Regions from separate parts of the Homo sapiens genome. Here region 2 is linked to region 1. A link is a loop called in an ENCODE intact Hi-C map of the cell type or tissue named here. Cell type or tissue: prostate gland. All regions are shown on one strand. Links, peaks and the distances in the headings refer to the core of each region. The heading gives the core; the rest is flanking DNA. Region 1 holds the start of LOC124901026 (a long non-coding RNA gene). Region 2 overlaps NR2F1-AS1 (NR2F1 regulatory antisense RNA 1).

Evidence for each region. Peaks named below come from ENCODE experiments on the same cell type or tissue, not always from the same donor. Only the 100,000 strongest peaks of a DNase experiment are listed, where the experiment ranks them.
Region 2: a loop joins it to region 1, with 2.9 times the contacts of the local background. A loop is called at or near these places in 5 of 110 quality-filtered maps.

Annotation. Positions count from the first base shown.
Region 1 is chr5:93,570,805-93,579,137 of GRCh38, reverse strand. The region is part of intron 1 of NR2F1-AS1 (NR2F1 regulatory antisense RNA 1); the gene reads left to right. It overlaps LOC124901026 (a long non-coding RNA gene), which reads right to left and starts at 7,456. Exons shown (of 3, transcript XR_007058871.1): 1 at 7,364-7,456; 2 at 7,126-7,256; 3 at 4,321-4,403. In prostate gland, for the core only: no CTCF peak of the experiment used is centred there; no DNase peak of the experiment used is centred there; H3K4me3 peaks cover 2,727 bases; H3K27ac peaks cover 8,000 bases; H3K27me3 peaks cover 1,691 bases.
Region 2 is chr5:93,421,119-93,429,451 of GRCh38, reverse strand. The region is part of intron 7 of NR2F1-AS1 (NR2F1 regulatory antisense RNA 1); the gene reads left to right. Among named protein-coding and RNA genes, the nearest start is that of NR2F1-AS1, 160 kb to the left of the region's middle. RefSeq lists a silencer at 7,655-7,949. In prostate gland, for the core only: no CTCF peak of the experiment used is centred there; no DNase peak of the experiment used is centred there.

The DNA of each region.
Region 1 (8,333 bases), core at 194-8,193:
CTCTGGAACTCGTCCGGCCTGAGTGGCACTTAGAGCTCAGTTTCTCTTCGGAAGCCTGTGCTCCCCGACCGCGGTTGCACACCCACAGGGCGCCCCACTTGTGCTCATAGCCCTGCCTCCAGCAAAAATGTCTTCCCTAGAGGCACTGAGAGGTCAGCTTAGTTCCTGGGAAGCCCTTTCTTTCTTTCTTCAAGGCTCTCTTTTGATACTGGTCCCAATTGGCACACTTGTCCTGGGCCTAATGCGACCCACACTCAACCAGGAAATAATGATATCTGTTGTTGTGGGGTAGGGTACCTAATAGAAAACTGATCATAGTTTTCGAGAGTACTTAGATCCCCCAATTGGGAAATCCTACATACTTGTCCAGGCACGCTCAGCTGCAGGAGCAGAAAACGCAGTTGTAGTGTCCACGTTTCTTTCACCCACCCCCTCTTCTTCAGATCTCTCTCCCTCCCTTCTAGGCCAGGCCTTTCACCTCGGAACCTTAAGCTGAGTCTGGACGTGGTTCTTGGACTCGGACCGCTGTGGCTCTTGCCTCAGCATCCTACCCGAGGCCTCCAGCCAGGCCCACAGGGGCTCAGCCCTCTCCAGGGTCTCTCTTTCGGTTTGGCGGGTCTGGGAACTGTAAGGGCCTTGCCGGGGCCTGGGCTCCCGGGAGCCTCCCTTCCTTCCTCTGCCTTCCTGGTTCCCACAGACCTGTTCAGTGCACACTAGATCTTTAGTGTAGTTCCCCAAAAAGGCGATGAGAAGGTACCGCTCCGCTTGGGGAAAGGAATTAGGCTGTAAGCCTATAGTACCCCTTGCGGGCTGCTAGCATCAAGCTCAGCGTTAATCACGTTTTAAAAGACATACCAGACAAAGCTTGATCTCTCCCAGCTTGCCACCCAGTAAATTGTGATCTGGTGAGAGAGGAAGAGAAGCACAGATCGGTTTGGCTGCACATTCAGGGTTGACTTGCGTTCCAGGCCCCAGAATCCGGATCTAAGCGGACTGTCTGTCTGTTAACATATCCTCTCCCTCCATATCTTTCTTACCACGAGGCTGAACCATTTTTCACTAATTCTATGGGCTTTTTTTGATATTGATATCTTGGTCTCCCGAAAGTCATTCATTTTAGCTTTTTGGTAAGTCACACTGAACAAAAGTGGCCTTGTAAAAACATTTTCTAAATCTAGTTCAAGAGCCATGGGACCCTACAAATGATCAGATATGTGTAGGAAATTCTCTTTTATACCTCTTCCCTACCTCAAAATCGTTAAAAATGGTATTATTCTGTTTAGCAAGACCACAGAACAGAACTAACCCCGTTTTATCGAGCCCATCTGGAGAGATGAACATGCCTGCAATCATTGAGAAAAAGGTCAGTGCCTCTGATCTTGCTGCAGACCTTTCCCAAAGAGCTTATTTGAAAGGTGCTGAATCAATTAGTCTCCCCTGGCATGAGATTAAAGCCAGGAAGGACATAGTTGAAGATGTATTTAAAATGGTCTCACACAGATCTTTTGGAAGAAAGGGTGGAGAGAGGTGCAGGAATGCCCATCTAATGTTTTGTGATTACTAAAACACAAAACCAAAACAAACAAACTAAACCCCAGCCTATCTCAGAAATCTTTACCCCCAAGACTGAACCCAGCCTATATTGTGGCTGCCTAGTTGTAAAAAGTTCTGCCTTTATCAACAAAAAACCAGGTGGATAGGCCAAGTTAGGAGTCAGGCTTCTGGTGGACTGCCTACCCTTAGCGTGCACATATAGTCAAACCATGAACCCAACAGACTCCAGGGTTTACTATCGCTCTGGTAGCCCAGGCATTTCTTCTTTGTCACCTTTGGGTCGAAATGCTCAGAGATAAGTGCTGTACCTTAGTTTAGTTTTCTATCTCAAACCGGTCATTTAAAGCACGTGTTTTGAAAAAGAGAGATAAGGGAAGCACTTCTCCTTTTGGCCTAGGCCCCCAGTTAGAGGGCCCAGGAGAAGCAGCAGGAGGAAGGACGGCAGGAGAGCAAGCACTGACCTTTGGATGCAAATCGAGCCTTTTTAGAGGAGGAAAAGTGACAATCATTCTTAGCACACCAGTGAAGCTAGAGCCAAATATTTACTTTTTATAAAAATCAAGTCTTAGCTATCTAAATGCATTTATGCAAAAAGAAAAAAGGAAATAATTGAAGACTTTTATGTTATAAAATTTATTTATTTTAAATACCCAGCTTGAGTGAAGAATAAAACCGCATGGCTATTCTTTCCAGGGAAAATGGATTAGGTTTGGATGAAAGTTGAAGTTTTGAAATGAGTCTGAAGGTTGTTGGAGTACCCTGAGAATACAATCAACTGCTCTACATAATCATTTCCCTTAATAGTTACCTGTCAGAGCACCTATTTCTTCTACTACAGGATTAGCCCATCAGAAGTAGATCTGAGTTGGATATTTCACTGACTAAAGACTGCTCTAATATGTTTCAGTGTTTAATGTCACTTTCTTTACTGCCTATGAGATAAACTAGTGGAAAAGTATTGGCTCAAAAAGCCAGCAGGTCTGCTGGTGTTACCAGTCATGTTGCAATTGTATTTACCTATCAGAACGTTGATCTAAATAATAAACCTAACATTTCCTTCTAAACTGTCAGTGGAAAGATATATTTATTACAATGTCCTCCATCGTTGAGGAGAGAGGAGGTTTAGCTAAAGTTTAAATGAAAAAAAAAAAAAAGCACAAGCATAGGACACCACTGATATAAGCAATAGAACAGTAAACAATTATGCCCTTTGTTATGCTATATATATTTTATTTACCCATTTCAAAGGTGGAAAATAAACCTAGCCCATCTTTGGGGGGAGTTAATAAAGTATTCTGAATGCATGATCTAACAAAACTCGGGGATCGTTCTATGTTTTATTGTTACCCCCCTGCATAAAGTCTTCTGAAGCTGAAAAGAGAAAGGAAAGGGCTTTTGTGTTAGTTGATCCTTGGCTATTCTAGGGCTCAGGTTGGTGTGAAAGGGATGAGGAGGTCACTTGAAATCTCCTTTTATCTACTCTTATTTTCTCTCTGGATCAGCAACTTTGAATAGACATCATCTAATCGCTCTTAATGGAAAGAAACTATGGGAGCAACAAAAATGCCTTTACTCCAGAAGTGAATACATGCATGCGGACAGCTAGCTGAGCTTTCATAGAACTGAATCTCTGCACACATGTACTTAAAGATTTTTCAGTTCATGGATATATATGTCAATATTTCCCATACATGGGGGGCGATGATTAGGTAGGTTATTTTACCCTCATGCATAAGTATGCACACACGTCTACCTTAGAATTCTCTAACAAGCAGTCTAGGTGATACTTTCAGCTGACTCTTCATTTAGCTTTTTCATGCCCTCACTCTCTGGGCATATTTAAGTACTGAAAAAAAAAAGCAAACAATTAAGAACACAATGGACAGCTTTTTCCAGAAGTCATCTTATTTCCTTTCTGTTTTCAACTGGAAGTCACAGTGACAGGAGGATTTCTCTTCAGGGGGAGGAGATTGTGTGACAGGTGGGAGGTAATGGGGCAAGACAAGACCTTTACTTTCAATTTCTCCCCACAATTTTTTCTTTTTGCTTGGAGTTAAATTGGTTAAAATACAATAAATAGTGGAAAATAAGAGCCTGACATTAGGCAGTTTAAAAGTTTTACATGCTATAGACACGTCTCCAAATTCTTGAAGCTGAGCAATTTATCATAATTTATTTGAAATAGGAATTATCTTAGGAAGTCTCACATGCTGGTTAAAATGTCCAAGTTGTCTTCCAGGCATTGTTATAGTATTTACTTCAAAAAGAAAAACATCTCCCAGGACATTTAATATGAATGATAATCCAGAAAAGGACATTGGATTTCTAGGACTGAAAGCACTGGGCTTTACCTCCTAAGAGGAGGATGCTCCCCCCACCCCATGTTCTTCTAAGTAAAATTCTCATTGCTCCCAGAGCTTGGGACACTTTAATGTAAAATTCCATCAAGGGAATACTTGGTTACTAGGGATACAAGTTCCCATCTCAACCTGCCAACCTCTCTTCCTCTGGCTCCAGATCGCAGAGACCCTGGGCTGTCAGGGCTGGGACTTGGGGGACACCCCCCCAGGCTGCAGGCGATTGCAGTTCTAAAGTTTGAAGTTGGGTGGGGGAGGATTAATCCCTCTTTAACTCCTCTCCTTCCCACCCTCAATTCTGAACCCCAACGGATATGTTTCCCCGGGTTTCCTAGTGAATAGGAGCATAGGAGCCGCCCTGTCCAATAAAGATTAAATTAAGTAGAAGAATCCCAGCCGCTGGATATTTGGAAGCTCCGGTGGGGCGTCAAACCGACGTTTAACACATTTTTTCCACTCACTGTGCACAAATCCTGGACCTGTTGGGCTTAACTTTTAGAAAGAAAGGAAGAAAAAAAATATAAGAAAGGAAGGGGAAAAAAATCAAACAAAGTCACAGAGAAACCCCACTTTTAAGGGGAAAGTGGCTTTAAACTCAGAGTGGCTAAGGCAGAGGCTGGGCTTCCTGACCTTTCTTTTCTTTTCTTTCCACGAATCACTCCCAGAGTTGAAACCTGTCCCCCACTCCCCCAGGGCTCAGAACTTTTCTGTTTTGGCGGTCTGACTCTATGTTTATTCCTTAGGGATGATGTGGTGGCCCAGGGTCATGACTGGATGTGTGAACAAGGGGTGAGTTGAGAACCCAGTCGCTTTCTCTGTGGTGACAATTTCTAATTTTTTAAATAAAGGTTTTGGTAGCATGAACTGAGCAGTTTTCTCCGGTTACTGTCTAGCAGGAGAAACAATGGTTTTCTCTGCAGGCTTTCAGCCGCTGGACAACTAACCTTGAAGCTGAGGCCCAGTCGGGTGCCTCCTCCCCCGGGGGCCATCCCAGCCCCCAGATATCGGCTGCTCACTCCCACTTGCTCTTCTAGTCCCTGGGCGCAGTCTAGAGGGGCAAAAGGCAAGTCCCTTCGTGGCAAAGGCTTGTCCATGCAAACACAACATTGAATAAATTAAACTCAAACCAGCTAGTTGGGGTGTAGTAGTTTAGCAGGACTAATTGCAGACAATGGAGCTGAAATGACTTTTCCAATTAGCTGCTGGTTGGAGTTTAGTTGGAGGAACTGTCAGCTCCAACGATGGGTAATTGCTTTATTGCTCACAAAACTATCATCTATTTAGAACATATGTGCTAATTACTCTGGATGGGTGTCGAAAAAGAGACCATAAATCTAATAGCACTTAAAAAGGTCTGTGGTGCTTGTAAGCCGCCCCAGCCCCTTGCACATTCTCTCCTGCCCAGGTTGGCGTGATAGATGGCTGTCTTTCAGGAAGAGGAAGGTTTGGACAGGAGGCGAGGACGGGATGCTCTGGTCAAATCGCTTGGAGAGACAGCGTCCCGTGCGTGCTGTGCTGAGGCGATAAATCACTGTCATCAAAACCAGTCCCCTCTTTAGTCGCGCACTTTTCATTTTCGCAAAAGATTACTTTAGAAATCTTTTAATTGGATTATGCTGGGAAATTAATCTCCTTTAGCCTTGGTTAAATTTATTGTGGCCACTGACTGAAGGAAAGCCCTGTCACTGCAGTGAGGGCCATGTCCCCTTGTTCGTTTTTCCTCCGTCTTCCAGGATCTCCCAGTTGCGTGTGATAGTCGTGCCCCAAGTCCTCGGGAGTGACTGGAGTGAGAAAGGGTGGAAAGGCGCATCTGGGCAAAGGCCGCGGAAGTCCCCAGTGAATCCCCTTTGTCCTAAACGCTACGTTTCCGTCCCGAATTCCCTAATTCCATATCCTGCATCCCCACAGCACCTCGCCTTTACCAACAAGGGGTTCTGGAGGCCCGCTGCCGGGAAGGAGTCTGGAGTGGCAGGAAAAGAAAGTGGGGTGTGTCGGGGGAGCACTGCCAGCCAAACTCACTAGTTTGCCCTCTCCCCCGCACTCCCTTTCTGGGCCTTCGGCAGGGAGCTGCGGTCTTGCGAAGACTACTTCTCTGCGCAAAAACGCACAGCTCGTTCTTGGTGTTCTTCCTGGCACAACTCCGGAGTCACTTCCCCTTGACGTGCATGGCGCTTGAGGCCGCGGGTCTAGGGCGCTTCTCACTCCTCCTGGCTCCTCTGGCACCTGCGCATTGTCGGGCGGAGACCTCCCTTCCAGCCTCGCCGCCCTGCGCGGTCAGCCTAGTCCAGCGCGACTCCGGCAGTCGCGGGAAGCGGAGGATCCGGCCCCGCCGGCCGCGCCTCTCAGCGGGAGATAACAACATCTGCCTGAAACGGGATACCTACTTTTGCAGCTCATTTGAGCTCTTAATAGCAGCCCTCTGAGGTGTGGTTAATTGATGGGGATAAAGGCGTAATGACTTGACAGGGAGACGCCAATGATCCTTTAATATACTTTTAAAAGAACAACAACCACCCCCAAACACCGGCCTGTCTTTGCTCGGTGGGGGGAAAAGGCAGGGATCTGGAGTCTGGAATAACGGCGCTGGTGGTGTTTGTACCTGGAAGCGTCAGTGTGGGGTGAGCCCTGGCTCGCAGGGCTGGGGCACCAGAAAGAGGCCAAGGCGCCCAGCTCGGGCTGACAGCGCGTTGTTGCGTGGCTGCGGGGAGCGAGGAGGGACGGGGAGCCAGCCGAGAGAGCACCGGCTGACAGGTGACCCGGCCGATAGGCGAAGAGGAGCACGGAGCCGGGGGCATGTCGCTTCTCCCTGGGCTCTGCCCCTCTATGAGCCCTTCCCCTACGTGGGGCTGGATACCCACAAGCCGGGCGCCTCTGTCTGCCCGCCCTCCTTGACTAGAGAGACCCCGTATCTAGTTTGAGCGACATCATCAAGTGGCCGGCGGGAACAGGGGGGTTCCGCTGCTTGGACAACCTCAGGCCCCAGCGCCAGGACAGAGGCACGCGCCCGTGTGAGTGTGTGTACGTGCGCGTGCGCGCAAACCGCTCCGAAACGCACAGCTGGAGCACAGCAGCCCCGAGCACGTGGCTGTATTTAGACCAAGTCTGTCCAGAACCCCAGTGCCAGGCGTATTGGGATTTACCTGCGCGGCAGCTGGGTCCCGCCGCCCGGTCAGAGGAACCCCTGCGCACTATCCCACCCCAGACCTCCGCTTACCGTTTTCTCCTCAGTACCTTCCCTTTCTTTTGCCCGATTTCCCTTTGCTCAGTCAGTTCTAGCTGAGTCTCTAGAGGGTCAAATAAGTGTTTTTACTCGTCGCAGGTACCGAACTTAGGTTCACACAAATCCTAAAATGAAAAAAAAAATCATATTGCCTTTTCCGTTTGCAAAGGGGAACCCCCTCCAGATGTGAGCTGTGGTGTCCCTAGCAGGTTTTGCAAGTCTCTTGTTTTACCTTTGGAAAAAGATAACCTTGATGCTTCAGGTTTGAGCTCCCTCTGGAAGCAAAAAGAGAAACGACTCCAATCACCGTCTATATCTTATTGCATTGAGAGATAGCAGGTGTTTAGGCTGCAGCTATTGTCTGCCTTCCTCCCTGAGCTCACATAACAAGGATGAAAGAGTCTAAGGAACTTAGTTTCCCCAAACGCTCTTGCATAGGAGGGCGGGGAAACTTCGGAATCAAGGACTTAAAGAAATGCAATTGAGTCCCAACTCGCAAAGTGTGTCAGTCTCCATGTGGTTCCGTCCTTCCGCCGTCACTGTCTAGTCTCATCTAGTGTCGTTCTTCTGCTTTCTGTAGATCTCTAGGAACTCAGGATTCCCTGCCGCTTAGCCGTCGAGCTCCCGACCCCTCCGCATCCCTAGCCGGGAAGGACTGAGAGCTGAGCTCCAAGGTCGTGGTCTGGTCCTCAGGGATGAGGTCCCGGGTCCAGACTCTTTCCTTGGTCAGCAACTCCTGCTTAGAAGCTCCCCGCCCCGAATGGAATCGTGACCTGGCGCTAGGTCCCCCGCTGGGAGTGCCCGAGGCTTTCCTGAAGGCCCCAGGCCTTCAGGCCGCCAGGGTCCTAAGGTGCCTGTGGCGGCCCCTCGTCCGCCTGAGCCCTGAGATCAGCGCGGCCCTCGGTGCTGCAGGGCCCCAGGGCGGCCAGGAAACACCTGCCCGAAGTCCAGGCCCGGCCCCACTGCAGTCCAGGACCCTAATTCTCGAGTGTCTCTTCACGACCCTGACCCCGGAAGGGCGCTCCCTTGCGAACGAATTTTTAATTCTGCGGACTGGGATCCCTTGTAGGGGCCCCTCCGAGGGCCCCTCCCACCCCTTTCCCTGGACTAGCGAACTCCGACCCTAAGCGCGGCCCCGCAGGGAGCGGATCCCGGAAGCTAGGCCCATATCCGGCCGCGGAGCCTTGCGCGCGGGGTTGGCT
Region 2 (8,333 bases), core at 87-8,086, 150 kb after region 1:
ATTGAATTGAAATTGATAATATATGCTAAAAGGTAAGGGATATTTTGTAAGCTGTGCAAATATGGCAGTGAACAAAGAGTTAAACTCTTATATTAGGATGCTTGCTTCTGTGGTCATTTATTTAATCTGCAATGTAAAGTCATCCCTTGCAAGGAAGTAGATATTTGTTATTTCGTAGAGTTTTAGAGGTTAGTGTTATTATAATTGCTGTATCTGTTTGACCCATCACTGGAAACAAGAAAAAAAATAAAGTAAAAGAACCACATACATATAAGAGTACCAAGAATGAGTATAGCATAAAAATAAATGCAGCTCTGACAAAAGTGGCTCAAGTATCATACATCAAACACTTGTTGCCTCTGCTGCCTTTAGTGACTGCACATGACTAAGAACAAATCAGTGATAAAATCTTAAGAAAGATGAAGCCAGTCTGGGCCTTTGCAAAGACCATTAGTCATTCTACAAAGCCATAATATTATTTGTTCAAGTAACCCTTGGCTTCCAATTTAATGGACATAATATGCATCCACCCCAGTTCAAAGCCACAGAGAGAATTTTTAAAAATTGGATACGTCTTAGAGAGTACCAATCAGATCTGATCACAAAACAAGCTACTAAATTATTCAGTTTTATTACTAAATTTGCATTCTAGCTGTACTTCAATGCAAGTATAGGGTTTAAAATTTTTACTGTTTTTAAAGTACTTATATAATCAGAAGTGAAGTACCTGTACAATCACAAGCATTTCCTGATTTTTCTGATGCCATTTCCCTAGATATCCAAACATTTTCTATTATAAGACAAAAGTCTACCTGGGTACATCAGAATAAACTATTTAACTCTATGGAATACACTTGGATTTTAAAATACAAAACTGGAAACAGATCCATTGGAACAATTATGGCTAAGCACAACCTATTCAGGTTTAATAGAAATATTAATACCTGTTACTATGAATAAGATAATCACATTACAAGTGAAAATAGTTTTAATTGAAATATTGTAGTTTTGATTTGGCACTGTAATTAGCATCTGTATTTTAAACTTTGTGACTGCTGTGAACATTATTTATGGAAGGTTTATATTAATATAATTTGGTGCTTGTTGCTTTTATCAAATATTGGTGTCTAATGAAATAAAGTGCAAAGAACTTGAAGTTCTCACATTTTTGTGAGTGATTTGCTGACAATCATTTGCTGTACCTCCTTTTCCACACACAACCACAATACAATTGTAAGAGCAGGTGAAATAATATATTACATTGCTTCTATTTATATTATGTTAAGCTCTCTTACTACAAACCTGAAATAGAATTTGGATACTTAACAAGAGAACAGCAAATATGAATATGGATTTAGGCAATTATTTGATTGCTCATTCTATACTGTATAGCATCCATAACTATATTTAGCATTTTGATATAGTTTATGAAGTGGACCCAGAATTGGACTACCCTATAGCAGACAGTGCTGGAAGTCACAGACAGATTCATCCTCCCTCGCTCCCTCTCCCCTCACCTCTCTCTCTCTCTCTTTCTCTCTCTTTCACATACACATGTATGCTCTCATAATGGGGAGGGAAAAGAATGAAGAAGAGTTCAGCCTTTGATGAACTTACCTAGAATTTTGCCATCAGAAACTATTTTAATTTAAAAACATACGTGTACATTTTGTCCTTTATGGTTTAGTATTTTTTTAATTTACATGTGAATGTGGGGCACCATAGTCATTTCAGTCTTTAGGATCTCTAGAGGTCTTGGTCTGAACTTGAACAGACCAAAGAATTTACTGTCAGCAAGTGGTATTTATACATTTCCTTGTCAGCCATGAATTAACAATTATTGAGTACAAATCTGGGTGCTGAGAGTAGGGACAGGTGGACTAGGAAAATACAGAAAACAGAATCTTGGGTAACAGGAAGTTTACAATGTAGCTGGGGTGAAAGATCATGGGTAACAGTGGAGTTTCATTTACAGGGTTAGATGTCAACAAAAGTAGATTGGTTTAGTGCTCCCGAAGTGCAGAAGTGTTTCAGGGTTGTCACTGAGATGTGAGAACAGCCTCAGGAGGGACAACTGTAGGGACTTCTCATAGGAGTTCTTGCTTGGATTTTGGAAAATTAAACATTTTATTAAAACTTGGCTTTACTTTGAAACAGGATATAAGTGTGTCTAAAACTCATTTTATTTTGATTTCAATGGCAATATTTCCTTTAGAAGCGATATAAAGTTTATAATTGTGTGTTTTGTAGTGTTCTTTAAATTTTTTTCACTTAAAAAAATTGTATCCTTAGGTAAGGAGGAAATTTGTTTACTACCATTACAGTTGCCCCTTTTAAATGAAGGACAAGGGCAAGAGATTATACATGAAAAAGATCAGAGTAACATTTAAATAACTGTTTCTTCCTTAACTAACTCTTCAGTAGTCTTGTCTAGGTATACTTATAAATGGTGATTCCATATCGATGCCCAGAAAAATTATGCAAGTCCCAAAGTCCTAAATTATGCAGTTCCCAAGTCCTGTACTACCAGAAATGGTCATTATATGCCTTGGCGGGAGGGGGGGAACTTTTATTACTTGGTTGGATCTCTAAAAACTGATGTAACTTTCATCACTAGCCACAAGCCCAGCTCTCAGTAAAACTGCGAAGTTGTTTATCTGCCACTCTTTACTTTCCCACTCTTCTTCCTTTTACCTTTTTCCCACTCTTCTCAGATGGCAATAAAAAGGGCTTGTGGTTACCCCCTGCCAGGGGCATTTGCTTTTTAAACAGGAGACTTTGTGATTTGATATGAGTGTTGGGTGTATGGCAGGTACTGTGCTAGCTGCTTTACATGTGTTACTGCAACACAGATAATTGTATGGATGAAAAAAGTAGTGCAGAGATATGCACAAAATGAATTGTCAGTATCACACAGGTAGTTAGGTTTTGAGTCCTAGTAGTATTTTTGACTCCAGAGCCTATGTTGTTTGTATTACATCAAAACATGTTCAGACCTTGAATAAATTATGCTAGAAGTTCAGGCTTTGTGCCAGTCCCACAGGAAAAAATGCTTTTGGCAAGGAGCATTGCCCTGCCTGGTGCCCTTCAAATGAGATGAGGTGGGCCGGGCATGGTGGCTGATGCCTGTAATTCCAGCACTTTGGGAGGTCAAGGTGGAAGGGTCACTTGAGATCAGGAGTTTGAGACCAGCCTGGCCAACATGGTGAAACCCCATGTCTACTAAAAATACAAAAATTAGCTGGGCATGGTGGTTTGTGCCTGTAATCCCAGCTACTCAGGAGGCTGAGGCACAAGAATACCTTGAACCTGGGAGACAGAGGTTGCAGTGAGCCAAGATGGCACCACTGCACTCCAGCCTGGGTGACAGAGTGACAGAGTGAGACTCTATCTTAAAAAAAAAAAAAATTAGGTGAGATGGATCTAATTAGTTCTGCTAACTCATGAGGCCAGTTTTGTATTTGTACCTTAAATCTTTTTTAATGTAGGCATATCCCAGGGAGACTTTAATCTTTGTTTTAAATTTAATTTAATTTATTGAACGTTTATTGAATGCCTGTTCTTTGCCAGACATTGTGCTAGATGCTGGTGGTACAAAGACAGTCTATTTAAGGAGAGAGACTTTATAAGACATTATAAATAACTATAATACAATTCACTGAATGATATAATAGAGGCAATGCAAGGGATCATGGGAACGTATGAGGGAATAATTAATTATGCCTTGAGGGAAGGTGTCAGGGAATGCTATATTTGATCAGAGCCTTGAAGGACAAGCAATAAGAATTTCCCAGAAGGACAGGAGGAAGTTGAGAGTTCGTTTTAAGTGATGGGAACAGCATGAGCATGTGTGTGAATATGCCTGGCATATTTGATGGATGGTAAGAGTTGGTTGATTGTAAAAACAGTCACCAATTTCCCTTTCCTGCTTCTAACTCCTGGCAAAGTGACATTGCAGATCCATCCATTAAGAGGTGGAGTCTCTCTTTCTCTACTGAATCTAGGTTGATCATATGACTTGCTTTGACCAGTGGATATTAGCAAACAGTGCAGAGACTCATGCACTGGGGCTTCTGCACTTGGAACCCTGTGACTGTATTGTCAATGAGCCCAGGTTATTGTGCTGCAGGATGAGTGGTCACCCAGAAAAGAACCGAGGCTCTTGCCAGCAGTCATCGAACTGCTAAACATGCGAGTGAGATCATCTACTACCAGCTGATCCACCATTTGATCACAAACACATGGGAGTGTCCAGGGGAAATCATTTGTCAGCCCAGATTTCCCCTGATCTCTCTGGGGTGTCAGCTCGGACGGAACTAACTGCCCAGCCCATTCACAGACGTATGAACTAAATAAAATGTTGTTTTAGCTAGTAAATTTAGGGTGTTTTGTTTTTCAGCAAAGCTGATACACAGAATTTATATGTAGCGTACAGGAAATGTAGGAGAGGGAGAAGCTAAAAATGGAGAGAATGTTAAGGAGTTTAAGATATCTGATACCATATTAAGGAGTTTAGACCTACTTTCTAGTACCAAGCTTCCCAACATCATTGATTCATGTACTGCTTTTATCTTTTTTAAAACATCTCACACTACCTGAATAGATTAATTTTTCTTTAAATTGCCCGAGTTTTATACTGAAATTTATTTTTAAAGCAAACTTTTAACTTGACACCCAGTTTGATGTGTTAATTCTGTTTTTTGAAACCTATTAAAATATGAATATTTAAGAAGTTGGTCTGTTTGCTATCAGAAATCATCTTGTATATTATGAGGAATGCATTCAAGGATTTCCTGCTTTAATCAGTAGGAATCAGAAGCATGTGGAGAATAGTCTGAAGTGCAGAGGCTGGTGGTAGGGAGGATTGAGGAGGCTAATGCAGAGGTCCAAGTGGGATATAGTAAATGGTAGGTAGATACACTTGAAATGTGTTCTTGAGGAAGAAGAGAAAGGACCTGGTGACAGATTTGATCTATGTGGGGTGAGAATGGGAAGTGTGAAGGAGAAGAAGGAGTATAAATATGGCTAGTTACCTTGATCATATAGTAAATACTAATACTATTAAGAAAAAGGAGAGAAAAATATAAATTATATAATTTATGATTTAATTTGATATAAATTATAAAATTATATATATTAGAAAATATAATATAATGTACTTGTAGAGTTTGTGATGGTAGGTCATTTGAAAACAGGTGTGCTAGGCATTTGGACGTGGGTCTGGGCTTTATTATTTTTGAAGTCATCAGTGTGTAGTTGGCATGTAGTTGAAGTCATGAGAGTAGATGATATCATCTAGAGAAAGTATTTGGTACAGAGATCTTCAGCTTTTGTTTTTTTCATCCCCAGACTCTTAAGAGAAATAACTTACTCCAGCTAGCAATAGTGAGGGGTTCACATATGTAATGATTCTCAAATGGGAGTGGAGGGGATCTGTGCAGTGTGAAAAATATGTCCCCCAGGTGATTTTGCTATACTGCTCCTCAATCCTTGTGGGTTTAATGAAATGAGGACCATGGAAGAGGAATTAGTAAAGACAGAGTAGTCTGAGAGGCAGACCTTCCTAAGAGACGATAATTTTACAGAAGTGAAGGCCTTTAAGATGGAGGGGTGAGCCACAGTGCTAAATTTTGCAGAGAAATCTAGTAGTATTAAGATTATTATTTAACCAATGCTGACTCATGAAAGTATAGTACTTGGCATATAATAGGAGCACGGTAAATGTTTGAGTGAATGATTTATGTAGAACTGTTTTGTATTTGAAACACTCCATAAGCCGTCGGTGTTAAAGTTAGACAAGATTTGTAATTGTACTACTTTGGACTTGGAAATCAATATGGATTTTTAAAATTTTCTCTGTCCATGGTCAGTGACTTACAAGAGTGCCTACTTGGGCACCATAATCCTGATCTCAGTGCAAAGCAATGTTTGAGTCTGTATTCAGGAAATAATGCTGGGGTAAGGCTGTTGACTGATGTCTGTTTTATGGCCATTCCACGTGTGGGCCTCCTGCCTCTGCCACCCATGGTTCCCAGAGGCAAGTTACTTGCCTTATGCTGATTTGAATTGAGAGAATGAATAGACTTTACTGGCAGAACTGGAATGCCATCAGCCTATCTAGTTCTTAGGTAATTTTATGCTCACACTAGCAGCTTCCTTTTTTATTATTATTAAAATGAAAGGATTTCTACCTGCCTTTGCCTGTAGCTAAGGAGAGGCCCCGGATCAGGACAGCAGTTTCCTCAGACGTGATGTGGTGCCCCTTGCATCCTGCTCAGAGAATTCTCAGCAGCACAGGTTTGTTTGACATCTGGCATTCATGATTCCTGTGAGAGTGGCTTCCCCCTAAATGTGCCCTGAAAGCATTCCTGCTGTGCCCCTTCTGTCCAAGTATAAACACATCATAGGAAATGAGCAAGTAAAGACCCAGCTTTTCCGGAAGGAATGAAGGAACCCCTCACCCAGCTGGCCCGGGTTTTGATGTCCAGCTTCAGGAAATTTTGCCAGCCGCTGGGGTAGGGGCTGTTGTCTTCACCACTTGGCACCTTAGTCCCTTTCCCATTCTAAACTCCCCAGGTGCTGTCCACAGCCTCTGTTCTAAGTCATCCAGCTGAGGAAAATTGTTCCAGGACCTTTGAAATGTGAAAGAAGGGTTGTTTTTCATTGTAGATTAACCAATGTGCAACTGGATTAGTTATTTACAGTTGTAAATGTGGTGCTGTGTTTACTGAGGTAGGGGACACATTTAAAAATAGTTGAAGCAGTCTAAAGCTAGACCTATGAAAAAGATTCCTTTCCACTTGTTTTAATATGAAGATAAAAATATTAAAAATGATAAAATGGATATATAACAAGGAAGTTAACACCAAAATAAAAGGAAAAGGAAAGCCTTTTCACTTTCCCCTGGCTATTGTCTTTCCAATTCCATTTTTTGCTCCAGCCTAATGAATGTATTGTAAGTAAAACCTGCATGCTGTCTTTGCTCTCTGCCTTCCTACTACTGCAAATATCAGCTCAGCCACTCTTTCAGATCCACTTCAAGGAAACACTGACTTGAAAACTCTCCCCCATGGTTTTGTCTGAACTGGCTGCCATTCTGCAGCACACACCAGATCCAATTGCTGGAGTCGGGAACCCGAGAGGTGAGCAAGAGCAAGCACTTAGCTGAGTGAGTCAGGCGGGCCTGCGTGAAAGGATGTAGGTGAGCCAGAAGCTAATGGGAAAAATAGGGGGTCGTTGCTAATTTTGATGTGGGGAAATCTGAAAGGCTCTTCTGCATGTCAGAGCATTTGAATATTTGGCAAACAGCTGGCTGGGCTCCGGGAGAGTGCCTCTTGATTCGCCTCGTCAGATGTTCAAAGATAAAATGAGGCAGCATGCACGCCAGCACATAGCTCATAGCCTTGCAGTCAGTTTTGAATTTAGATTTGAATTGTGATATCAATGTCATGGTGGCACATGCTTTGAGAAAGTACTTACAGAGAATAATTGAAAGATTCAGTGTGAAGCTTCTGAAAGCCGTAATTTAAGGTTCCAGAAGCCTCCATATTACTTTCACCATTAAAATTTAAAGTGACAGAAGCCCAATTATGTATGGTTATTTTCTTAAATAAAATCATATTTCTACCCCAAGTGAAAGATTCATTGCTGCCCACTAATCTCTGTCAGGAGAACCAATCTCAGCGGCATCCAGTGTCGGCAGCCAAGATGGTTAGCTTTGTGCTGGGGACAATGGAGCGGCCCTGGGGGAAGCAGAGCTGGAAGGCCTCCTCGGAGGAGCTTGACTTGCAGGAGGCTGATTTGCATGATAATCACCATCATGGATCCTCCCTGGTGCCAGCCTCCACACTTAACCAAATGCAGTATAACTTTCATAGCAGCTGAAAAGCCCGAGTAGGGGCTGTAGCACACATTTTGCAAAGCCTGGATGACGTCAAAAACTGCTAGTGAAGAGGGGGCAGCTGGTTGTAAAGCTAAACCACACCGAGGAATGGAGACTTGGAACATAACCTTAAAACCTGATAAAGAATATAACTTTGGGGACTGTTGAAAAATACGAAGCTTTTCCCTCTTTTTTTTTTTTTTAACTCAAAAGAATCTGTTTACCAGAAGAAGCCTTTTCTTACTGGAACTTCTGAAGCTGTTGAAACCATGGCATGAAAATAGATCAGTGGAAACACAGAAACATTTCCAGTGCAGACATTTCGGTCTCCATCAGTTAAAAGTATGGAGCCAGACTTGTAGACTAGGAATCTTCCCACCAATCCTTGGTCTGTTTGATTTTACTTTATACTGCATTGTGATTTGGGGCATATGGTAGAATGGTAGCCAGA